2 separate regions of the Mus musculus genome follow, and region 2 is linked to region 1. A link is a loop called in an ENCODE intact Hi-C map of the cell type or tissue named here. Cell type or tissue: gastrocnemius. All regions are shown on one strand. Each heading gives the region's core, and the rest is flanking DNA. Links, peaks and the distances in the headings are about the cores only.

Region 1 (12,875 bases), core at 1,555-9,554:
TCCTACCTTAAGACCAACCCCCATCAACATAGCTAGGGTAAGGGAAACTGGTTCTCTTTTCAATCTCTTATTGGTATACTTATCTTCTAGGCAGGAAGCAGGATAATAATACATGCGAGGTAGGAGCTAAACCATAACACAGAAATCACGAGAGGGGTCAAAAACACTAGTTGATGCACATGGGGTGAGCCCTGTGTTACAGGTCCACCAACCAACTAGATATGGCACAAGGTAATATTTGGTATTTGTCTTGGACACAGAATAAGTCTGACCAAATAGATGTTGGTGTGAAGGAGGAGGTATCTCTATGCAGAAACCAGGGCTCCTCCCTGACACTTCAGTGAGGGTTAATTTCTTTCTTGTTCACCATGAGCAGGAGGCATGACTACTGGTTTTATTAAAATCTCCATTAAAGGCAATCCCTTCATAGTAGGGAGGGCCTGAGGATAGGCATAGCCAGCAGTCAGTAGTAGCATCCGGATCTGAGCTTTTAAGGGCATAATAGGCTCTTCTAATCATGTTGAACAGTCTCTGTTCCGTCAAGGGATCGGGGGTGGGGTGGGGATTGTGGTCGGGGGATCTTGTAGGGGTGACAACCTTGAGGGGGTTCTCAATTATCGGAGCTGGGGGTTTGGGTTTGGCAGGGAGGCCCTGTTCCGGAAGGACCTTGTTAGGTCCTATGGGCACTGGGGATGGACTCTCCACAGTCAATTTGATTTTGAAAACTAATCTAGGGTCTTTCACTTCTGTGTCCAATTGCAAACCTCAATTGTTTCCCGTAACCCAGCTCTGTCATTCTTGTTTCTCCTGGTCAGTGAACTTTATATGTATGGGATTGTATTAGTTATCTTTACAAGGTCTATTAGGGCTGTTGAACCAGGCACACCTGCTCTCAAGGTATTTAGAACTATCTCTCTCACCTTGGTTTGGCCGGTCATAGCTATTCCCCCTTTTTATAGTGATCAGGTCCCAGGTAGAGGTAGGATTCCAATAAGCTTCACCTGTGGTCTCGCAACCTCATGTAGCACAGTAAAAGTCTGGTGCCCCTCCACACTGATGCTGAAGCATTCATGATTGGCCTTGGCCAGGGCAAACATAAAATTCTGGAGACTGAAGATTGTAGAACTGTCCTGAGCATCTAAACATGCTCCCTATCTTGCTCGGGACACACTGTTTATCAGGTGGTGTTTTATGAAGGTCAGTATTCTCGGGGAGGCCCCATGTAAGTGACCCTGCTACTCACTTACAAATGAGGTTGGGCCACTAAGTCCACGGGGCTTGTATTGTGGTGGTCGATCATATAATGTCCCTCTCCTCATTAAGCACTTCCCAAGTTTGTTGAATTTGAGTATGAGGGTTGATGTCTCTGTTCTGAGTCGCTCTTGTGACAAAAGCACAACTTAAGAGGATTATTAGTCTTTTTTAGAGGCTACTTATCACTATCATACTCAGGGGGAGCCCTCTTAACTTGTGAGGCATGAACTCAAGAGGGAATTCTTTCTACTTTAAGGGCAGTGAGTGTAGTCAATAGTGCCTGGTAGGGTCCTTTCCACCAAGGCTCGAGGTTCTCCGCTCGGTGCCTCCTCACCGGGACCCTTTTTCCCACTTCAAATTGATGTGGAACCTGTAAGTCACTAGTGGTGTAGGTTTCTTTTAACTGCTCTCAAGTTTCTTTTCTCATGATTTCGAGAGCCTTCAGCTGGGCTAGGAGGTGAGATGAGGGAATAGAGGAAACATCAGGACAAGTTCTATTTTCTACATTCACATAGATAGGTGGGGGAGCCCCAAACATTAGTTCAAAAGGTGTTAGATCTGAGGCTCCAGGAGTGTTCCGGACTCGGAATAGGGCATAAGGGAGAAGTGCTGTCCAATCACTTTTGCTGGTCTCCAAAGTTAATTTAGTCAAGGTCTCTTTTAGAGTCTTATTCATTCTTTCTACCTGTCCTGAACTCTGGGGTCTGTAAGGACAATGTAACTTCCGATTTGTCCCCAGCTGTCTGGCCAGTCTCTGGCTTATCTGGGAGTTGAAGGCAGGCTGGTTGTCTGACCCATTTAAGTTAGGTACCCCGAAATGGGGAAGGATTTCTTCGAGTATCTTCTTAGTCACCACATTAGCCATTTCTCTCTTGGTGGGAAATGTTTTAACACACCCTGAAAAGATATCTAAAAAAACTAGAAGGTACTTATTTCCATATTGGGCTGGCTTGACCTCGGTAAAGTCAACCTCCCAGTAAGTCCCAGGCCGATTTCCTTGTAAGTGTCTTCCACCATGGTGTTTGTTGGACCCGGCATTAGTGAGAACACACACTATACAGTTATTTACTAGGTCCTCTATTACCTTCTGTAGTCTAGGGATATGGTAAGGGGATCTATTGACTAGTTCTATCATATTTTTGGTTCCCAGGTGAGTGAGGCCATGTATATCGGTCAAGTATTTTAGTTCCTCTTCTTCTGTGAGGATTTTTTTTCTGGGATCTCCTCAACCTGTTGGGGTGTGATTTTGACTACTAAACTCGTTTGTTTTTGCACTGCCTCTTTGGCCACCTGGTTAGCCATCTGATTTCTTCTTTCTATTAGTCTAGCCCCCTTTTGATGTCTTGGGCAATGGATGATCGTCACCTTGTAGGGCAAGTGGACAGCTTCTAACAAGCTAAGAATCTCTTGTTTATGTTTAATATCTTTCTCAGCAGAGGTCAATAGTCCATGCTGTCTGTAGATTGCCTCGTGAACATGAGCTGTTGCAAAAGCATACTGGCTGTTGGTATAAATATTGATAACCTTTTCCTTTGTTAACCTTAAAGCTTGAATTATGGCAATAAGTTCTGCTCTTTGGGCTGATGTCCCTTCAGGCAGGCTGTTGGCCCATATAACAGATTTCCTGTTCACTACTGCTGCCCCAGCTCTGTGCTTACCCTCTACCATGAAACTGCTTCCATTGGTGAAGCAGGCTACCTTTCTGGGCCAAGGTAGATCGGCTAGGTCTGGCTGAGTCCCAGTTTTCTCCACCAGTATCTTCTCACACTGATGTATGGGGTTCTCTTCAGCTTCAGGCCGTAGGGTGGCAGGATTAAGAGTGGCAGGTGGAGTGAAAGTCACTCGATCTGTCAATAACAAAAAGTGGTAGTGGGTCATCTGAGTGTTAGTCATCTAGTGGTCTGGTGGCTGTCAAATGATGCTCTGAAGGGAGTGCAGGGCCACCACAGTCACATTGTGGCCCATAGTTAGTTTATCAGCATCTTTGACTAGTACAGCCATGGCTGCTATTGTCCAGAGGCAGGAGGGCCATCTGCTGGCCACAGGGGCTAGCTTCTTTGACAGATAGGCTACTGGGTGCTTCTAGGGTCTTAGGCTTTGAGTGAGGACTCCTCTGGCTACTCCATTTTTCTCATCGATGTATAGAGTAAAAGGCCTGTTTAAATTAGGCAGTGCTAGGACAGGGGCCTGTAGCAGTGCTTTTTGAGAGTTTTAAAATCCAATTGATGTTCTTTAGCCTAAATGAACTTTCCTTTTTCTTTTGTTAAGGGGTGTAATGGGGCTGCTAAAGTACCGAACCCTGGGATCTAGAGTCTATACAATCTAGCAGTCTCCAGGAGTTTTCTTACCTGGCAAGGTGTTGTTTGGGGTCGGGATCTGTGTCACTGTCCACTTCCTAGCTTCTGTGAGCCATCGTTGTCCATTCTTCAGGGTATATCCCAGGTAGGTCAACTCAGTCTGGCATAACTGTGCCTTTTTAGCCAAAGCCTGGTACTCCAACTCACCTAACCTGGCCAGGATTTTCTGAGTCCAGAGTACACACTCTTTGTGTGTTTCTGTGGGCACCAAAAGGTCATCTACATATTGTAAGAGAGTTACCTGGGGATTGTTGGTCTAAAAGGAGGCAAGATCTCGATGTAGAGCTTTATCAAACAAGGTGGGTGAATTTCTAAATCTCTGAGGCAGTCTTGTCCTTGTGAATTGCCCGTTTTTTTTTTTTTTTCATTCTCTGGGTCTCACCATTCAAAGCAAACACGGCCTGGCTGTTGGGGTGTAGTCTCAGGCAAAAGAAAGCATCTTTAAGATCTAAGACCATATACCAGGTTCGTTCAGGTGGCAGCATGCTGAGCAGGTTGTAAGGATTGGGCGCTGTGGGGTGGATATCTTGAACACTTTTATTGACCTCTCTAAGGTCCTGCACGGCGTGGTGTGATAGTTATTCGTCCCCAGTTTCGTTACTGGGAGTAGGGGGTTATTTCAAGGAGACTTACATGGGACTAAGATCCCCTGTTGAAGCAGTCTGGTGATATGGGGGTGTATGTCCTCTTGCACTTCTTTGTCTATGGGGTACTGTTGGACCCCAGTGGGAATGGCCCCAGACTTAAGCTTAATCACCACTGGGGGAACTAGTCTCACCATTCTCATTCCCCCTGTTTTGGCCCATACCTGAGGAAATCGAGTAAGCCAGTACTGTAGTCCCTCTGGGGGTTTATTTTGATAAATCTGATACTCTTTTCTTAATTGTAAAGACAACACTAAGGTCTGAGGTGTCTCAGTCCCCCAGGACAATTCTGGTCTAAAGGGGGCAAATGTTATTTGTGCCTTAATTTGGTCAATAAGTCTCTTCCCAGTAAGGGCATATGGCACTCTGGAATGACCAAAAATGAGTGAGTTGCTTGGCTCTTCTTTAGGTCCACTGTTCCGGCAACTGGTCCATGGGTATGGTTTCTGCCCCATGGCCTCAATCACTAGCGTCTTTTTGTTTTTTATCTTATCCAAAGGTGTTTTGAGCACTAAATATTCTGTACCCATATCGACCAAGAAAATTATAGGGGTCTCCTCCACTTTTAATGTTACCTCAGGCTTGGGGAGGGGAGCCGAGCCCCATCTCCCCTAGTCTTCATCATCTTCAAGGGACAGTACTTTTGTTCTCTGTGCCTTCTTGGGGCACTAGCGAGCCCAGTGACCTTTGTCTTTGCAGTGTGCACATTGATCTTTTCCCAGGGGTGGTCTATCTCTTCTGGGTCTCTTTGGCCCCTGCCATTTCTTGTCTCTCAGGTCCCCTGACTACCTATTCCTGTCTACTTTATCTCTATCTACTATTGCAGCCAGTATTAGAGTCAGAGTCTTTTCCTGTTTCCTGTCTCTCCTGTCTTCATCCTCTCTTTTCTCTCTCTCTTTTCTCTCTTTTTTCTTTCTTGTTTCTCATCCTCCGTCTCTCTCTTATGATACACTTTCTCAGTCTCTTTAACTACACCCCTTACAGTGTAATCTTGTAATACCTCAATCCGTTGTAATTTTCTTCTGATGTCAGGGGCTGACTGTCCTATAAAAGCCATAATCACAGAGGCTCGCTGTCCTTCAGACATAGGGTCAAAAGGGGTGTACCTTTTGTAAGCCTCAATGAGTATCTCCAGTAAGACTGGGGGGGGGCTCAGTCATCCCCTGTATAACTTCTCTTACCTTAGCCAAATTTGTGGGCCTTCGTGTGACATCTCTGAGACCCGTCACTAGAGCCCACCAGTAATTAGACAGCCATTCCCTACATCGTGCTGTGTTATAATCTCATTGAGGGCGGGTCAAGGGGAATCCTTCATCTATCTTGGCCAGGGTCTGGACAGGATCTCTGGCATCATCTTGGACATTCTTTTGAGCTTTGAGGAGAATTCTCTCTCTCTCTTCAGTGGTGAACAAGGTTTGTAAAAGCTGTTAACAGTCATCCCAAGTAGGCTGATGGGAGAACATCAAGGACTCTATCAAGCCTGTAAGCCCTGCAGGGTTTCCTGAAAAGGGAGGGTGATTAATCTTCTAGTTATAAAGATCAGTGGAAGAAAAGGGCCAATACTGTAAATGTTGTAAGTCATTCTGATCAGCTTGGGGTGGCCCAACAGCCCTAAGGTGAAGTGCTACAGTAGAATTGGCCAGTCCTTCTTGGGCGGCTGTCCATCAGCTCCTCATCCCTGTTGAAGGACCTCCTCTTCTGGTCCCAGGGACTGGGGCTGGAAGAGGAGCCGGAGGAGCAGAGGGTTGGGGTACAGGTTGGGGAGCTCGAGGATAAGGTGGGGGCAGAAGAATAGGTCACTCAGGGGGTTCTTCTATTTCATGGTAGATCTTAGAGGTGGGCGCCAGGAGCTCTGTGCTTACCATCTTTCTTAGGCTGTAGCTTCTGCTTCTTGTTCATAGCACACTTTCTCTGACAGCCAGGATCTTGGAGCCCGGACAATGGGGTTGGGAGGGATGGTCACACCCACTGGGGTGGGCATTGTGCCAAATCTTCCCACGCTATGATGTATGGCTGTTCGTCTGGGTGTGATCCCGGTCCCTTTTGAACAACAACAGCCCTCACAGCCCTGATGGTGGGTAAATCAAAAGTTCCCTTGGGCAGCCAGCCTACCCCAAAGGCAGGCCATTCCAAGGTACAGAAAGTCTTCCAGGTTTTTTTTTTCTCTCTTTCTTCTTCTATCACTAATAAATTCCATCCTCTTGCCCTAACATCCATCCAATGGTCTTCAGTCAAAGACAAAGGGGTTGGCACGGTCTGTCCTATGACAAAAATCAGAAAAAACAAGAACAAAACAAGGACAAAAACACTAGCACATCCAAACACACTTGCCCGCATCTGGACTTAAACAACCAGCCAAACGCGACCTCTGACGAGTGGGATTTCACTTCCACTCCCTTTATGATAAAGGAGCACTTCGTCTCCTTCGTTCTGACAGATAACTGCCAGGCTCTCTTGACTTCCTTCCACCCTTGGAATGTCTTCCAGGGTTGTAGCCTGCGGCCCTAGGACGTCTCTGTCTGCAGCCACTGGCTCTTTACAGCCCACAGCTGCAGTTGCCAGAAAACTGAAACCAGACACAAACCCAGTGGCGATGCACTCAAACAACATGTAAGACTCACAGAGACATACCTCCAAGGGGTCTTTGGGGCTCCTGGGGGTCACGCAAATCCTGAACAAGCCCTCACATGAAAGACCCCCATGGGGAGACCCTCACTCAAGTCTCTGTATGGTGCGCACCCAAGGAAACAGGAAAGACCATTTTGATGCAAACACACGATGTAGTTTAATGATGGAGCTCCAGGCTGACATGTGTCTCACACAGGAGACAGAGGAATTGGCCCTGAGACTCAAAAGTTAGGGGTTTATATAGAAAAAAAGTCGGGGGATAGGGGAAATTGGCGCAGTTACACACAATTGGACAGTTTAAACATCAGCAAGTGGTACGTGTGAGTTGGGACAACAGCAACTCTAAAGGGAGGTTGTTTATCTTTATGGGCAGAGCATCTGGTTAAACTCAAACCATATCAGAAGGAGACCAGACCAGGTAGCCCATTACTCAGCTGGGCTTGTCTGTAGATTGTCCTTGCATGCCTCTCTTATCTTCATGGCCAGTCAGTTCCTGGAATGACTTACAGCCTTTGGGCTGGCCTGTCTGGTCATGCCCGAGCCTATTCTGCTATTATCTCTGCCTTAGGTCTGTAAACCTTCTGACTAGTCATCATGAGCCATATGAATCATGGGCCTTGAATTTAATTTTCTTTCTTTCAAGTAAGACAGCGTTCTTCTATAGTCTCTTCTTCAGTTCCTGTCTCCACTTATCAGCTCTGAATCAAGTGCTATCCTGACTTCCCTAGGTGACATAGTTTACAACCTGATAGTTGTAAATAGAAATAAACCATTACCTCTTTTGGTAGTTTTGGGCCCCGATCTTTATCACATTGAAATCAAGACAGGAATGTATACTTACACTATTGCTATCTGCCTGTGCTTAACATTCTGTTTACAAAACAGTTTGTTCAGAACAGTGGAGTGACTGATGAATGCCAGACAGTTACATATCAATTGTTTCCCTATGAATTTGAGATACATTTCTTATTATATTAAAGATTCAAATTGAATTAAATGGTTTTACTACAAGCTAGAGAGGCAAGTAGTGGTGATGTGAAAAGAATTCTTGAGTAGATCAGTTCTAAAGCTGAACTAATCTGCAGGTTATCTCAGTGATAGTGGGGACTCTGAGGGACAGGCAGATGTGGAGGCAGAGGGGGAGCCAGAGTGAGGACCTCGAATTCCAAGCCATACTAAGCTGTATAATTGAGCCTTTGTCTCCATAACAACTAAAAGCTTCATGACTTCAGGGCATCTGACTATTCCCTGTACCACTATTTACAAAGTCTTTGTTACAAATTCATAGTTTTTACAACCAAAATTTTCAGGGAATGAGAGGATTAGGATTTCAAATTATTATTTCCTATTATTCTTTAACATTTTTTGCTTAAACTAGCAAAATATATGTATTCATTTTTAAATTTTTCAATTTATTATTATTATTATTATTATTATTATTATTATTATTATTATTAAAAATCAGTTTTACAGTCCAGTTCTTGTGTTCCTCTTGGTTAAATTTGGTTACACTAGCCTCTAATTTTCTCTCATTAATCAAATAGCTTATAACTTCTTTTGTTTTTATGGAGTGAATATAATTTATGATAGTTAAAAGCCTGTTAAATATACATGATATCTTCTAAAACTAAAATTCATATACATTCAACCAGTTTTTAAAACCTATTTGGAATATTAACCCTGATAGAAGCTCCCAAAAATATCTCTTACATAGTCCTCTATGAAAGGAAGAAGTGACCAGTTCCTCATTAGGCAGTTACCATTCCATCTCCATGGGATAATATTTAGCGTAACTGTGGCTTCATAGAATGAATTGGGTAGTATTCCTTCTGTTTCTCATTTGTGGAACAGTTTCATGAGTATTGGTATTAGTTCTTCTTTGATGGTCTGATAGTATTCTGCCCTACAGGCATGTAGTCTGAGAGTTCTTTTTGGATGGGAGATTTTCACAACTGGTTCTATTTCTTTATGGGGTTAAGGGACTGTTTACATGGTTTATCTTATGGTTTTGGTATCTGTCTCGATAATTGCCTATTTCACCCAGCTTTCTCAGTTTTTTTCTTTTATTCGTTACTTAATTATGTAGTTTAATCATTATAAGCTTTTTTTCCAGGCTGGGTTCCTTGGAATATCTTTGGCTGAACTGGAATTTGCTCTATAGACCAGGCTGACATGGAGCTCAGAGATTTTCCGCCTCAGCCTAGTAAGTCCTGGGATTAAAGGTGTGTGTGCCAATATTCCCTGGCAGCTAGGAATTTATTTTGAATACTACTTACATTTCTTCATATAATTCACACCCTTACAATGTTATAAAATGTAAGCCCTTCACAGTGATTCCTGCTTTTAACCAGAGTTCTGTGGGACCTATGCGAGCATATCTCTTTTGACTTCTAAGACAGCCATCCATACATAGCCAATTCTAGGCCAGCCAGTGCTAATCAATACAATCTTGGCAAAAAACAAAACAAAACAAAACAAAAACAAAAACAAAGAGAAAGCACCTTTCCTATTTTTAAGCATCGGCTACATTATAATATCCCACACAAACACACAGAGACACAAACACAAAAAAACACACAGAGACACAATAAGAGAAAGAAATACAGTGAGAGAGAGAAATACAGTGAGAAAGAGAGGGGGAGGGGGAGGGGGAGGGGGAGAGGGAGATGGAGACAGAGCCAATTGCAGGAAACATAGTACATCTTTTTAAAATGTCTTCTGTTAAGACTGGGAAGTTGGATCAATGATTAAAGAAGCATGTTAGTGAACACCATTTCTTGGCTTCCATCCCTGGGATTCAGAGAGTAGGAGACATGGCTCAGAGTCTAAGAGCAGGTATTACACTTTCAGAGCAAAATGGTTTGATTTCTACACCCATGACATCAGACTGACAATTCCATAAACTGCAGTGCCAAGGGACCTGCGATTTGCTATGGCTTGCAAAGAATCAGAGGTGTTAACATACATAATACATACATGCAGGTAAAACACTCATAGGTAGAACATAAACACAATGAAATCAGTTTCAAATGGGAAGAAAACAAGGAACAGGGCCATGAGCTGGGGGAGACAAGCTGAAATCCCAGGGAACAGGCTTTGGAAACTGGTCTGAACTCCAGGTGATCAGTAGGAACATAATCAGGACCAAACACAAGGAGACAAGACAAAGTGCTCTTAAATGCTGGATTGGAAAAAAAAAATGTTGGATTGGGCTCTAAGTCACATGAGCCAGCCTGCTTAAGAGCAGGTAAAAACAACAATTGCTGGAAAAACAACAAAAGCTATACCACTAACAACAAGAAAACGTTCCAATTGCTCTCATGTTTTCTCTTGTGGTTTTCTTTTTAAATATCTTATTGCATCTGGAGAGAAGGCTCAGCCCTTCTGAACACTGGCAGCTCACACACAGCACAGATTTGGACTTGCAACATCTCCATAGGCTGTTTACAACTCCTTCTGCTTCAGTGACCACAGGGATTCCACACTCCCCCTTCCCCGGAGACAATGTATCCATACCTGTACAGAGAATTCAGAACAAATGAAATCTCTTCAAACTGCATCACGAATCATGCATTAGGTCCAGTATTCGGGTGCTCTCAGCTTCAGGATCACTATGATCAATGGTTTATACTTACTAGCATGTATAACTACACTTCTATTCTCTACCTGGAACCCTTCCTCAGATCCTATCCTCAGCAAGGATCCCATGCAACACCATCAGCCACTTCCATGCTTCAGAGCAAACAAAGCTCTGTGAAATTCAATTTACTGTGAAATTCTATAGAGTGTTAAATACAAATTTTCCTGGCTTGCCCCAAACAGTTCTGTAAGACCAGTTTTGAACTCTGGTTACAGACACTCACATTTCAGTGTGGTGTCCCTATGGCTTATACATAACTGTAAAAACAAAAAGCTTTTCTGATGCTTTGAACATAGTTTTGGAAGGAGTTCAACTTTATTCCTTTGCTCATCTCTTACTGTCACACTATTTCACAATAAGATTTTTGTCATTAAATCATATTCTTTATTATAATAACTTTAACAATTAAGTTGATCTGTTTAAAATATAAATCTATTCAAGTTAAAAATAAGCTTTTCAAAAATGTATTTATTTATAACAAGTTTACTGTAAATAGAATAAAGACATACTATTCACTTTATAAATTTATTAGATGCCTTTTTTAAAACCTGGCTTTGTGAGGACTTAATATATTCTTTATTTAAAATAAATGTACAGTTAACATGTACAGTTAAAAAGAATAAACCTGTGTGCCATGCAGGTTGTGTAGAGTGCTGTCAATATCACTTCTCCTCCTGCAAACCCTCACAAGTACTCACAAAGATTGTCTTCCAGGACAAATCTGAGTGCCGAACAGAAGGAGCAAAGCACCTCTGCTTGCTCCAATGTCTAAATGCCATTGCAGATTAAGAAATTCCCTAGTGCTCCACCAAGATTCCCAGTCCATGAGAATTTCAGCAATCCATTACTTTCCCAGAGTCCAAACTTACTGCAATTCTACAGGCCAATACATTGTCCCATTAGAGGCCCACTCACCAGCAGGCAGCATCTGGTCCAACTCTCTCTCCAATGGCAGCTAAACAGAAGCAACCTGCAAAGTTGGTTGGATCTGCTCCTGGTTCCACCAAGGTGACTTTTTGCTTCGGGTGTGTGTGGGGGGGGTACACTTACCTGCTGTGAGACCTTTCCGTGTAGCTGTGCTCACTAAGCAAAGAGTTCTTCTTGGAAAGCTCAGGAACCATTTCCTTGTTTAAAGTCCCTCCCTATTATGTGGTCAATTTTGGAGAAGGTACCATGAGGTGCTGAGAAGAAGGTATATCCTTTTGTTTTAGGGTAAAATGTTCTGTAGATATCTGTCAGATCCATTTGTTTCATCACTTCTGTTAGTTTCAGTGTGTCCCTGTTTAGTTTCTGTTTCCATGATCTGTCCATTGGTGAAAGTGGTGTGTTGAAGTCTCCCACTATTATTGTGTGAGGCGCAATGTGTGCTTTGAGCTTTACTAAAGTTTCTTTAGTGAATGTGGCTGCTCTTGTATTTGGAGCATAGATATTCAGAATTGAGAGTTCCTCTTGGAGGATTTTACCTTTGATGAGAATGAAGTGTCCCTCCTTGTCTTTTTTGATGACTTTGGGTTGGAAGTCAATCTTATCAGATATTAGGATGGCTACTCCTGCTTGTTTCTTCATACCATTTGCTTGGAAAATTGTTTTCCAGCCTTTCATTCTGAGGTAGTGTCTATCTTTTTCTCTGAGATGAGTTTCCTGTAAGCAGCAAAATGTTGGGTCTTGTTTGTGTAGCCAGTTTGTTAGTCTATGTCTTTTTATTGGCGAGTTGAGACCATTGATGTTAAGAGATATTAAGGAAAAGTAATTGTTGCTTCCTGTTATTTTAGTTGTTAAAGGTGGCATTCTGTTCTTGTGGCTGTCTTCTTTTAGGTTTGTTGAGGGATTACCTTCTTGTTTTTTCTAGGGCGTTGTTCCCGTTCTTGTATTGTTTTTTTTCTGTTATTATCCTTTGAAGGGCTGGATTCGTGGAGAGATAATGCGTGAATTTGGTTTTGTCGTGGAATACTTTGGTTTCTCCCTCTATGATAATTGAGAGTTTGGCTGGGTATAGTAGCCTGGGCTGCAGTTTGTGTTCTCTTAGTGTCTGTATAACATCTGTCCAGGCTCTTCTGGCTTTCATAGTCTCTGGTGAAAAATCTGGTGTAATTCTGATAGGCTTGCCTTTACAAATCAGGCCTCAACAGATTCAAAAATATTGAAATTGTCCCATGTATCCTATCAGATCACCATGCACTAAGGCTGATCTTCAATAACAAAATAAATAACAGAAAGCCAACATTCACATGGAAACTGAACAACACTCTTCTCAATGATACCTTGGTCAAGGAAGGAATAAAGAAAGAAATTAAAGACTTTTTAGAGTTTAATGAAAATGAAGCCACAACGTACCCAAACCTTTGGGACACA
Region 2 (12,875 bases), core at 2,628-10,627, 1.9 Mb after region 1:
ACACACAGGGGCCTCAGGAAAAACCTTTTAATATTTTCACCAAATTTGTGCTTTGCTATCACTTCTCTAAAATTTTCTTTACTTATTTGTTGATTTTATTTTTAAAAGGAGCCCTCCAACAGAAAATTCTGGTGGGGAAGAGCTAATATTTTTAGCCCTTCTTTCCACCTGTAAATGTTTCCCCAGTGCCCCCTGCCTTTTTTTTCTCCAGAATTGAAGGTATAGTTAAGGAGTTCTTTAGTTTGCTAACAACTTCAAAGGTGGCCATTTTGAACCATAATGGACTTTAGCACACAGGGTGAGCTGACACTGTGTTTGTCTTTATGGAGGGGAAGTGGACAGATCTCCTTAAATCCCTAAGACCCCTTTACAACAGTTTGGAAAACTTTACTCACTTATCTCTGAATTGAATGAAAAGATGCATTTTCAATAAAAAGTATTTTCCCAAAAATTTAGATGTTGGTACAAAGTACTCATAAACTGATTTTTTTAAAAGAATCATATTGTATACAGAGGACAAATATGAAAGGTTTTCAAACTGAGAATATTTTCATTTTGTGATTATGGTAAAGACCCTAGAGTTAATAATCAAGAACACAGAACACAACACACAGCAGATAAAAGTACAAAGGACACTCAAAAAGACAGGCAGGCATCAAATTAGTGAATGTAAGGACCTTTTTAATGGAGAACAAATCCTCCCCATTCTCCATGAGAACAAAATGGAATCCCTATTGACTCCGATGACTTAGAGTAGGAATTCATCCAGCATCCTTTCTCTTCCATTTGATTAGAGCTGACTCAAACCTGCCAAGATTCCAGGGCAGGAAAAATAGACCCATTCATCCACTTGGGTATGTGTGTTTCCAGTTAGTGTTACAGATGATCACATGCTTAGACAACTAAAATAGAGCACATCTATTCTAGTACAGTTCTGGAAGGCAGAAAGTGTAAAAATCAAGGGGCTGGCTAGTTTTACTAGTGCCTGGCATCATGTTTGGCAACCTGTAGGTTGTGAGTCTTTGTGACGCTTTCACAGGAGTTGTCTAAGACTATCGGTATGTCAGATATTTATGTTAAAATTAATAACAGTAGGAAATTACAGTTACGAAGTAGCAAAAAAATAATTTTATGGTTGGAGCTCCCCACAGCATAAGGAAGTATATATATGAAGGAACTGTAGCATTCGGAAGGTGGAGAACCACATACTGGAAGCTTGAAAACAGAAAGCCTGGTGTGCCTCCCAGCCTGGCCTTGGCATCAGTCTAAGATCTGCTTCTGACACTGATCGTCTTGTTTCCTTTTGTTTCTTATAATCATATGGAGATACCCTAGATAGTATAGTCAAAGGCCTTATGAGGACATGTTCAGAGTCCATTTTGTGAAACTATGTGTAGTAGCATCTTTAGGACAGGGCTGTCTTTGAGACCAATGCTCTTCTGCATGCCTGTGTGTGCTTTGCTTCCTTTTTTTTTTCTTTTGGTTGTTCCAGGCAGGGTTTCTCTGTGTAGCCCTGGCTGTCATGGAATTCATTCTGTAGACCAGGCTGGCCTCAAACTCAGAAATTTGCCTGCCTCTGCCTACCAAATGCAGGGATAAAAGGCATGTGCCACCATGCATGGCTTCTTTGATTTTTTATTCTGCTATTAACTTATTGTTCCCCAGTTGGTTTATTTTATTTTATTAGATAATTTCTTTATTTACATTTCAAATGTTATCCCCTTTCTTGGTTTCCCCTCCGAAAACCCCCTCTCCCATCTCTCCTCCCCCTACTTACCAACCAACCCACTCCTGCTTCCCTGTCCTGGCATTTCCTTACTCTGGGGCATCCAGCCTTCTCAGGACTAGGAGGCTCTCCTCTCACTGGTGTCCAACTAGACCATCCTCTGCTACATATTCGGCTGGAGCTATGGGTCCCTCCCTGTGTACTCTTTGGTTGGTCTTTTTATTTATTGGATATTTTCTTTATTTACATTTCAAATGTTGTCCATTTCATAGGTTCCCACCCTCCCAGAAACTCTGTATCCCATTCCCTCTCCCCCTGCTTCCATGAGGGTGTTCCTCGACCTGAGCACCCACTCCCACCTCCCAGTGTGGTGGCTAGCAAGGTTACCTCTCAGTCTCCTCATCATTCAACAGCATATTGGGGATGCTGCGGATGATGGGGAAAAGACGACCAGATTCTGGGCATTGCAGGGTACCCTCCAGTACATCCATCTCAAGCCACACGTGGGTGCAACTTCCTCAAAAACATCTCTCCTGTTTTAGCTGTCACTTGGCTCTTTAGGTACCTTGGCCAAGATTGAGTTGTCTGCCGCCTGCACAAGCATTGCCCACTTCACTTTGGGGATCATCTGTGCCATGAAGTCAGGGTTGAACTCCACAGGGTTGATGCAGATTTCAGTGGCCTGCAGGTGCCATGGGAAGACAAGCAGGCCCATGCCCCGCCCATGTGAGCTTAGGAGATTGTAGGTGAACAGTTTCATGTTGTCACATTGGAGGTCTGGACAGGACTTATATTTTTTATCATTCATTTTGGGATTTATTTATATTTTAAATGATAGCTCCCTTCCCAGTTTCCCTTCAACAAATCCCCATCTCATCCCCCATCTCCTCCCTTCCCCTTGGAAAAGGCTTACTTTGTTTTCTACTTCCACATCACACTCCATCACTGAGTCAAATCAGGGCAGGAACCAATGTAGGAGCATAGGCAAGGTACATGGAGAAAGGCTGCTTATTGGCGTGCTTTCTCAGCACAGTTTTCTCAGCTTTTCTTCTTACAAAATTTAAAAACTTCCTTTAACTTTTATTTTAATAACATTATATATACATATATATAATACATTATAAGAGTGTTTTTCTTGGATGGATGTCTGTGGATCTTGTTTGTCCAGGGTTCACAGAGGACAGAAGAAGACACTTGGTCCCTTGATACTGGAGCTATGATTCTGTGATTCAAACCCTGGCCTTCTAAAAAAGCAGCCAGTCCTCTTAAACACTGAGTCATCTTTTAATCCCCACACTTAGCTTGCTTTATTATATATTTTATCACCATCTTTGCAGGGATAGCACCACTCACTCTATACTGAATCCTCTCTCATCAACTGTTAATCAGGAAAATTCCCAACAGGCAAACAAGACCCAGAAAAATGTAAATTGCATTCTTTCACCTATGTATGGAGTTAGCTTGTAAGCTTTATATATGTGTGTGTTTCATTTAGAATAACAGAGAGGAGCTATCTAGTAAGGGACCATGAAGGAGGAGGAGATCTTCCAAGGGAGGGGAAATAGAATACAGTGGTAAAGGAATAAAGAAGAAACTAATATAGATGGGTTAAATGAGGAGGGGATCTCAGGCCAAGCATTTGAGACTAGACATGTCATAAAACCCTAGATGAAAATCTGCTATTATTAATTGTACTAAATTAACACAGCAGTAAAATACTTCTAATGACTCCTAATTGCTCTACTCATATGTCAATGTATATCACTCAGCCTTCATCACAGGTGACTTTCCTACAGAACGTGGTAATAAACACAGAGAGCCACAACTGGATAATGCACAGAGAGTGAGAGACTTGGAGCACTAGGTCTTGAAGAGGATGTATTTATCAAGCTCTCCCCTTCAAGGTTCAGGAATCTACGCAAAGATGAGTCAGAAAGACAATACTAACCAGAGGTGGAGGTGATGGATAGTACCCATAAGTCATATCATGGGTATTCCATGTTCTTTGTCTAATATTTACTTAACAGTGAGTACATACCATGTGTGTTCTTGTTTTAGGGTGAGATGTTCTATAGGTATCTGTTAAATCCATTTGGTCCATAATTTCTATAAGTTTCACTGTGTCTCTGAGTTGAATGTTAGGGAGATAAAGAAGGGAAAGAATATGTTCAAACCATAATATATGAGAAAATTTAAATGAATATTTTAAAAAATCCCAACAAGCATGCCTATAGCCCCATCTAATATAGGCAGATCCTATTTGAGGTTCCCTCTTCCTAGGTGACTCTAGGTTTGTGACAAGTTGACAAAAGCTTACTAACACACTCAGATTAACATAAAATCATGTCCAGTCATATCTAAAACCATTACAGCAAGGGACTGAGACATTCTCTGGACATTCCATGGTGTATATATCAGAATGACATGAGTTTTTACATTGTTTCTCAGCTTTAAAGTGTAAATGATGAAAGAAGGACCATGGTCATCCCTCCTTCTTCCTGCTTTGAGGCACTACAAAGGCTTCTTTGCTAACCAGGTACCACTGTCAATTGGATATCTTGAAGTCACAGAGTGGACAAGCATCCCTGGAGATATAGCCTCTGATGACAGCACTCTTCCACCACCTCCTGCCTTCCTTCACACCTTACTTGTTAAGATGTGGAAATAGTGAGAAATATATGGAGGACCAAATTCTTTAAAGTCTAGTGCTGCTCTCAATAGACATCTCCTGATTTTCTAGATGAACCTCATATGTTACTCTTTGAAGTCACCTCACAATCTCCTGTTTCTTGTGCACAACTTTAGAGATGTCAATTAAAGGTAGACTTTTGAAATATACTGATAAGTCTGCCTTATCTTCATATTCCCTGCCCTTAATCATGGGAACCTTGCACAGACTACATGTCTCAGCCATTCTCACTGACAGTTTATCTGGTAAACAGGTAGATGAGAGAAAGAAATTCTTCTAAGTCCCAATCAGTCTAGTTTATCAGTATATGAGAAGCAGGGCTGACATCCCTTGGCACAAAACTAAAGAGAGTCTCCTGTTTTGTGGAGAACTGAGAGAGAAGCAGGGACTGTGGACTGGAGGGTGAGTGACTGTTCTTAAGGATAGTCAGTCCAGAACTGGAGGATGGGTCTGACAGCATCCAGAGAAATGCAGTCCAATTGCCTGGAAGTTCCTGGAGGAGCACTGCTTCTCTTCAAAATGTGACAGGGATAGCACCCACAAGGGGGCAGAATGTAGTGGTGTTCTAGACTTCTTTTGAGCCAACAGGGTACTGATTCCCCGCCCCCTTTCCTTTGCTATTACAGATGAGCAACCTCTGGTAAGCCCTGCTGATACCAGAATCTCTAATTGCAAAACCCTTACAGGAAAGAACAGTTTCCCTCCACTCTCAGAATAAAAAAGCAAGGATTGGGCTCACAGGGCTAAGCATTCTCTGACTTGCTTTGAGAGAACAGCCTGCTCTGAGGTCCAAAATTGCGACTTTGGTGTTTACTGACAGTTTAAAAGCTAAGCACCTGTAACATTTGCTCTGTGGTACTGAAAAATATTGTTCCCAAACGTGTATGAGAACAAAAAGATGAGCAAGTAGCCTAAGGAGCACCACTACCCTGATAGAACACCAGGCACCTGGCATGCATTTAATACAAAGAAATACCCCAGACCACCCTCCTCAAGTGTACATTACATATTTTTGTTCTGGCCTATAAGATACAAGTCTTCAAAAAAAAAAAAAAAAAACCACACTCTCACACAAGGCAGAAACAAGAACTTGTTTTTTGATCAAATTGCAGTATCAACAAAAAAATATCAGCAATGGCTTGACATTGCTTAGCACCTGCATAAATTTGGAAGAAATGGAAGTAAAAGTTCAGTAACTGATCATGAGTACATTTAAAATAAGATTATAACTTCATAGTAATATGGAGAAAAATAACTAGTGTTAAAGAATTCAAAACCCTATCTCAGCAAGAATTGTGACACAATGGTAGTGTTTGATTTGCAAATTCAAGAGCATAGATTCACTCCCCACCACCAGAAAACAAAAACAAAACAAAAATAAAAGACACTCATAATGCACTGTATCTGCTTTGTTGTGACTAAATCCACAGAGAAACATGAATGGATAACAACACAGGAAGGTATTATGCACAGGAAGACACAAACACACCAACACAGATACAGAGACACACACACACAGACACACACACACACACACACACACACACACACACACACACACACGCACACACACACACAGAGAGAGAGAAAAAATGGAACAGTCCAGTCAGGAAGCTATTAAAGAGTGTCCTTTAAAATTTATGATAAAGATGCTGAAGAATATTTCTTCACAGTTGATGGTTTCTGGTGGAGGGTAAGTAAGGATTCATTTTTATAGCTGGTCTTTGATACTTTCTAGGTTCTTCTTTTTATACCCCCTATCACTAGATAGGACAGAAATAAGGGTAGATTAGAGAGAGGAATTAGAAAATCTCTGAATCTAATTTCTTTCCTTGTGCTTCTTCTTTGACTATGGCTACTAAAAAACCACAACCAATTTGCATAACCAACCACCAACCACCAGACAAAAAGTACAAGCTTTGACAATAAATCTTGCGCAAAGTTACTGCAGCAGGACTTTTTCACTAATGTATGTTGTGAGCATGTAAATATAGTATTCTACCAAAGACTTAGTAACTCTGTATTGCACACTTCTTGCATTCAGCTGTTTACTATTTTAGTATTTGTCATACCTGTTCCATGCTGTGCCATGTGTGTTGATGCAATTAAGTTTCATCTGGGGACCACATATGAAATGCAAATATTGTGTGTTAAATCTCTGTTGCTATGTATTGCTTCATAAACATGTTTCATCCATGGAGTTACAGTATTAATGCTCTCTGTATGCAATACACTTTCAGTGTACATAGCTAGATACTCCTGTTTAGTATTTTATGATACATTATATATAACATACAGTGTATACTTAGAAGATGAATCCAGCACAGGATTTATTAAATGTTGTGTGAGAGCTTTGTGATAAAAAAAATAGTTCTCAATAGTCTTGGCTGAGATTCTGCAGTCTTGTATGTGTTCCTTTGTTATGAATCATAATTTCCTTTTATTCTGTGACTGGGAGAGGCAGACTTATCAGATGAAAGAAAGCCATTAGCCTGAGTTCTCTCCTAGTATAAGTATTCTTTGTGTCTGGGTGGCCAATTAGACAGAAATCTTGTCTTGGTATACTTGTTGCAATCTAAGAATTTTGTTGCAACCAATCACACCACCTCAAAGGACACTTGAATTAATGTAACTTCTGAAAAGTTCCAAGCATTACAAAGACACACACCAGGCACACGCAGACCACACATTCTGACACTGTCTCTGATCCGGAATCTCCCTATGACTGGCCTTGTGACTCTGCCTCTCCTTCTTTTTCTGCCTCTAAATTCTCTATCTACGCCTGTACCTGAACCTCTCTATCTCTGTGTCTGCCTCTGCCACTGCCTCTGCCTCTTCCTCTGCCTTTGCTTGTCCCACTGCCTACTAAGTAGTGCTGAGATAGCATGCAGATTCATTTAGTTTTAGAATTGATCTACTGTGGAATTTGTTTTACATCAACACTAGTTTCCTCTCTATCTTGTAGTAAAACCATTTAATTGAATTTGAATCTTCAATATAATCAGAGATGTATCCCAAATTCATAGGGCAAAAATTGCTATGTAACTGTCTGACATTCATCAGTCACTCCACTGTTCTGAACAAACTGTCTTTTAACCAGAAGGTTAAGCATAGACAGATAGCGTGAGTGCTGGTATACAATCCTGTATTTGTTTCAATATGATAAAAACCAGGGCCCTAAACTACCAGAGAAGGCAATCGTTTCTTTCTGTTTACAACTCTCTGGTTGTAAACTATGTCACGTAGGGAAGTCAGGACAGCACCTAATTCAGAGCTGGAAAGTGGAGACAGGAACTGAAGCAGAGACTATGGAAGAACTCTGGTTTACTCTCCTCCAGGACATCGGGATGTTGGGTCCTAGGGGGTTCAAAACAGAAAAGAAATATAAATATAAGTATCAAACATATCAAAATGTTTGATCTAGAGCCATATTTTGAAGTCTGCTCCTGATAATATGTTTGATCATTTGGAAATCAAGTTCTACACAGCAATTTGTAAACTGTATACTTTTCATTATTTCTATTGTATGAACATTTTACCTGAAGGGGTGTGTCTGTTGCCTGCGCACTAAACTGGACCATGTGGAGGTCAGAATTTAGCTAGTATCAGATCCCCTGGAACAGGACTGACATGTGGCAGTGAGACACAGGGTAGACCCTGGTAATTGAATCCTGGATCCTCTGCATAGGAACCAATGATCTTATACTCTGCACCATGTATCCAGCTGCACATTTTCTCATGAGAGAAGACTGGTGTAGAAACAGTTCCTTTCTCAAAAGGTCCAAATTCATCTAAGAATAAATAAATGCTTTCAAGGCTCTCCTATGGCATCCACAAGGTCGGCTCCAGACTGCATAGCATCAAGTCTTTCCTGGCCAATTCAAAAGTGGTGGAAGCGTCTGAAAAGATGACTTATCTGTTCCACAGACTTGCTGCTATCACATAGGAGGTGGCTTTGATTCCCAGCACCTACATTGTGGTTCTCTCTCTCTCTCTCTCTCTCTCTCTCTCTCTCTCTCTCTCTCTCTCTCTCTCTCTCTCTCCCTCCCTCCCTCTCTCTCTCTCCCTCCCTCCCTCCCTCCCTCTCCACCTCCCACCCACTCTCTGTCACTCCCTGGAACTCCAGCAGCATTTGCAGTTTTGCCCTCTTCTGGCCTCCGCAGTTATTGCACACAGGAAGTGTCCATGCAGACTGTCATGTACACAAACAACCATACCTGCCGTCACGGGTTGTAAAGTAAAAGAAAAGATGTCTAGAATGGGAGTCTCATTCTTCTTGGAAAGGTAGAATAGGAGAGAGCAATCACTGTTTATCACCTCACAAAAACACAGAGAACCCTGGAAATAGAGCCTACTACTCACTCCCTAGCAGGAACACAACGGGGAGGAGGGACTTTGAACAAGGAAATGGTTCCTGAGCTTTCCAAGAACTCTTTGCTTAGTGAGCACAGCTACACGGAAAGGTCTCACAGCAGGTAAGCGTACCCCCCCCCCCTACACCTGAAGCAAAAAGTCACCTTGGTGGAACCAGGAGCAGATCCAACCAACTTTGCAGGTTGCTTCTGTTTAGCTGCCATTGGAGAGAGAGTTGGACCAGATGCTGCCTGCTGGTGAGTGGGCCTCTAATGGGACAATGTATTGGCCTGTAGAATTGCAGTAAGTTTGGACTCTGGGAAAGTAATGGATTGCTGAAATTCTCATGGACTGGGAATCTTGGTGGAGCACTAGGGAATTTCTTAATCTGCAATGGCATTTAGACATTGGAGCAAGCAGAGGTGCTTTGCTCCTTCTGTTAGGCACTCAGATTTGTCCTGGAAGACAATCTTTGTGAGTGTTTGTGAGGGTTTGCAGGAGGAGAAGTGATATTGACCGCAGTCTACCCAACCGGCATGGCACACAGCTAGAGGTTTGTTTGCTCTGAAGCATTGAAGTGTCTGATGGTGTTGCATGGGATCCTTGCTGAGGATAGGATCTGAGGAAGGGTTCCAGGTAGAGAATAGAAGTGTGTTTTACATGCTAGTAAGTATAAACCATTGATCATAGTGAGCCTGAAGCTGAGAGCACCCAAATACTGGACCTAATGCATGATTCGTGATGCAGTTTGAAGAGATTTCATTTGTTTTGAATTCTCTGTACAGGTATGGATACATTGTCTACGGGGAAGGGGGAGTGTGGAATCCCTGTGGTCACTGAAGCAGAAGGAGTTGTAAACAGCCTATGGAGATGTTGCAAGTCCAAATCTGTGCTGTGTGTGAGCTGCCAGTGTTCAGAAGTGCTGAGCCATCTCTCCAGATGCAATAAGATATTTAAAAAGAAAACCACAAGAGAAAACATGAGAGCAATTGGAACGTTTTCTTGTTGTTAGTGGTATAGCTTTTGTTGTTTTTCCAGCAATTGTTTTTACCTGCTCTTAAGAAGGCTGGCTCATGTGACTTAGAGCCCAATCCAACATTTAAGAGCACTTTGTCTTGTCTCCTTGTGTTTGGTCCTGATTATGTTCCTACTGATCACCTGGAGTTCAGACCAGTTTCCAAAGCCTGTTCCCTGGGATTTCAGCTTGTCTCCCCCAGCTCATGGCCCTGTTCCTTGTTTTCTTCCCATTTGAAACTGATTTCATTGTGTTTATGTTCTACCTATGAGTGTTTTACCTGCATGTATGTATTATGTATGTTAACACCTCTGATTCTTTGCAAGCCATAGCAAATCGCAGGTCCCTTGGCACTGTAGTTTATGGAATTGTCAGTCTGATGTCATGGGTGTAGAAATCAAACCATTTTGCTCTGAAAGTGTAATACCTGCTCTTAGACTCTGAGTCATGTCTCCTACTCTCTGAATCCCAGGGATGGAAGCCAAGAAATGGTGTTCACTATCATGCTTCTTTAATCATTGATCTAACTTCCCAGTCTTAACAGAAGACGTTTTTAAAAGATGTACTATGTTTTCTGCAATTGGCTCTGTCTCCATCTCCCCCTCCCCCTCCCCCTTCCCCTAACCCCCCCCTTTCTCACTGTATTTCTCTCTCTCACTGTATTTCTCTCTCTGATTGTGTCTCTGTGTGTTTTTTTGTGTTTGTGTCTCTGTGTGTTTGTGTGGGATAGTATAATGTAGCCGATGCTTAAAAATAGGAAAGGTGCTTTCTCTTTGTTTTTGTTTTTGTTTTGTTTTGTTTTGTTTTGTTTTTTGCCAAGATTGTATTGATTAGCACTGGCTGGCCTAGAATTGGCTATGTATGTATGGCTGTCTTAGAAGTCAAAAGAGATATGCTCGCAGTCCTCTGGTTAAAAGCAGGAATCACTGTGAAGGACTTACATTTTATAACATTGTAAGGGTGTGAATTATATGAAGAAATGTAAGTAGTCTTCAAAATAAATTCCTAGCTGCCAGGGAATATTAGCACATACACCTTTAATCCCAGGACTTACTAGGCTGAGGCAGGAAAATCTCTGAGTTCCATGTCAGCCTGGTCTATAGAGCAAATTCCAGTTCAGCCAAAGATATTCCAAGGAACCCAGCCTGGAAAAAAAGCTTATAATGATTAAACTACATAGTTAAGTAATGAATAAAAGAAAAAAACTGAGAAAGCTGGGTGAAATAGGCAATTATTGAGACAGATACCAAAACCATAAGATAAACCATGTAAACAGTCCCTTAACCCCTTAAAGAAATAGAACCAGTTGTGAAAATCTCCCAACCAAAAAGAACCCTCGGACTAGATGCCCGTAGGGCAGAATTCTATCAGACCATCAAAGAAGAACTAATACCAATACTCATGAAACTGTTCCTCAAATGAGAAACAGAAGGAATACTACCCAATTCATTCTATGAAGCCACAGTTACGCTGCATATTCTCCCATGGAGATGGAATGGGTTACTGCCTAATGAAGAACTGGTCACTTCTTCCTTTCATAGAGGACTACGTAAGAGATTATTATTTTTTTTTTTTGGCTTCTACCAGGGTTAATATTCCAAATAGGTTTTAAAAACTGGTTGAATGTATATGAATTTTAGGTTTAGAAGATATCATGTATATTTAACAGGCTTTTAACTATCATAAATTATATTCACTACATAAAAACAAAAGAAGTTATAAGCTATTTGATTAATGAGAAAAAATTAGAGGCTAGTGTAACCAAATTTAACCAAGAGGAACACAAGAACTGGACTGTAAAAACTGATTTTTAATAATCATAATAATAAGGGGTATTGGGGTGGGGACATCCTCATGGAGACATGGGACAAGGAGGACGTTTGGTATGTGGAAGAGTTGGAGGGTGGACCGGGGTGGGGGTGAATAAAATCTGGAGTGTAAAAAGATGAATGAATGAATGAATGAATGAATGAATGAATAAATATCATAAGTAACATAAATAACATATACAAAAGACAAAAATAAAGATACTTGTTTGGAACTTCAAGGCCATGCTTGTTCCTGTAGCATCCAGGAACAGCATGCACTGCACCCTACCCAACAATATGCCTGCCTCCCAAGATTCAGGGTCAAATCTGACACACACAGTCTGAACCTGTACGAGTGGAGATCATATACAGGCTTGCTAGGCACCACACTACATAGCTCTGCCTGAATACCAAGAGGCCATCTCTAACCCAACATACAGGAGGCCTGCTAATAGCTGAGACACACAGCTCCACCTGCTTCTCAGGAGGTTTGAGCTAACATAGGACATTCAGGGCAACCAACACCAGAGACAATTAGATAGAGAAATGCAAGCCCAAGAATATAATAAAAAGAAGGCTACACATTATGGCACTTTAAGAACCCAGATTGCCTACTAAAGTAAGCGCTAGATATCCTAACACACCGGAAGAGCAATACTATGATCTCCAATCCCATTTCATGAAGATGATAGAGGCCCTTACCGAGAATATAAATAATCACCTTAATCAAATACAGGAAAACACAATTAAAGAGGTAGAAGCATTTAAGGAGGAAAATAGAATCAAACAGGCAAAGGAAATTAATGACACAGTCCAAGACCTAAAGAGGAAAATAGAATCAATAAAGAAAACACAAGTTGATGTAACCATGGAGATGGAAAACCTAGGAAAAAGAACAGAAACAGGAACTACAGATGCAAGTATCACCACCAGAACACAGGAAATGGAAGAGAAAAATCTCAGGGATAATGATAGCATAGAAGAAATGGATAAATTGATCAAAGAAAATGCCAAATGTAACATATTCCTAAATCAAACACCCAGGATATATGGGACACTATGGAAAGAACAAATTTAAGAATAATAGGAAGAGAAGAGGGTGAAGATTCGCTGTTCAAAGGGCCAAAAAACATCTTCAACAAAATTATAGAAGAAAAATTCCCTAAACTAAAGTAAAAGACAGCCATAAATGTAGAAGAAGCTTAAAAAACAACAAATAGATTGGACTAGAAAAAAAAAATTATCCTGCCATATAACAATCAAAACACTAAATTTACAGAACAA

What was found. Hi-C counts contacts between places; a loop is a spot of excess contacts. Peaks named below come from ENCODE experiments on the same cell type or tissue, not always from the same donor. Only the 100,000 strongest peaks of a DNase experiment are listed, where the experiment ranks them.
Region 2: a loop joins it to region 1, with 23 times the contacts of the local background. A loop is called at or near these places in 11 of 42 quality-filtered maps.

The regions. Positions count from the first base shown.
Region 1 is chrX:56,002,482-56,015,356 of GRCm38, reverse strand. It overlaps a transcript of 3830403N18Rik not described here. Among named protein-coding and RNA genes, the nearest start is that of Gm35487, 36 kb to the right of the region's middle. In gastrocnemius, for the core only: no CTCF peak of the experiment used is centred there; a DNase peak (open chromatin) is centred at 6,235.
Region 2 is chrX:54,070,964-54,083,838 of GRCm38, reverse strand. It overlaps the pseudogene Gm46673. Among named protein-coding and RNA genes, the nearest start is that of Gm22550, 42 kb to the left of the region's middle. In gastrocnemius, for the core only: no CTCF peak of the experiment used is centred there; no DNase peak of the experiment used is centred there.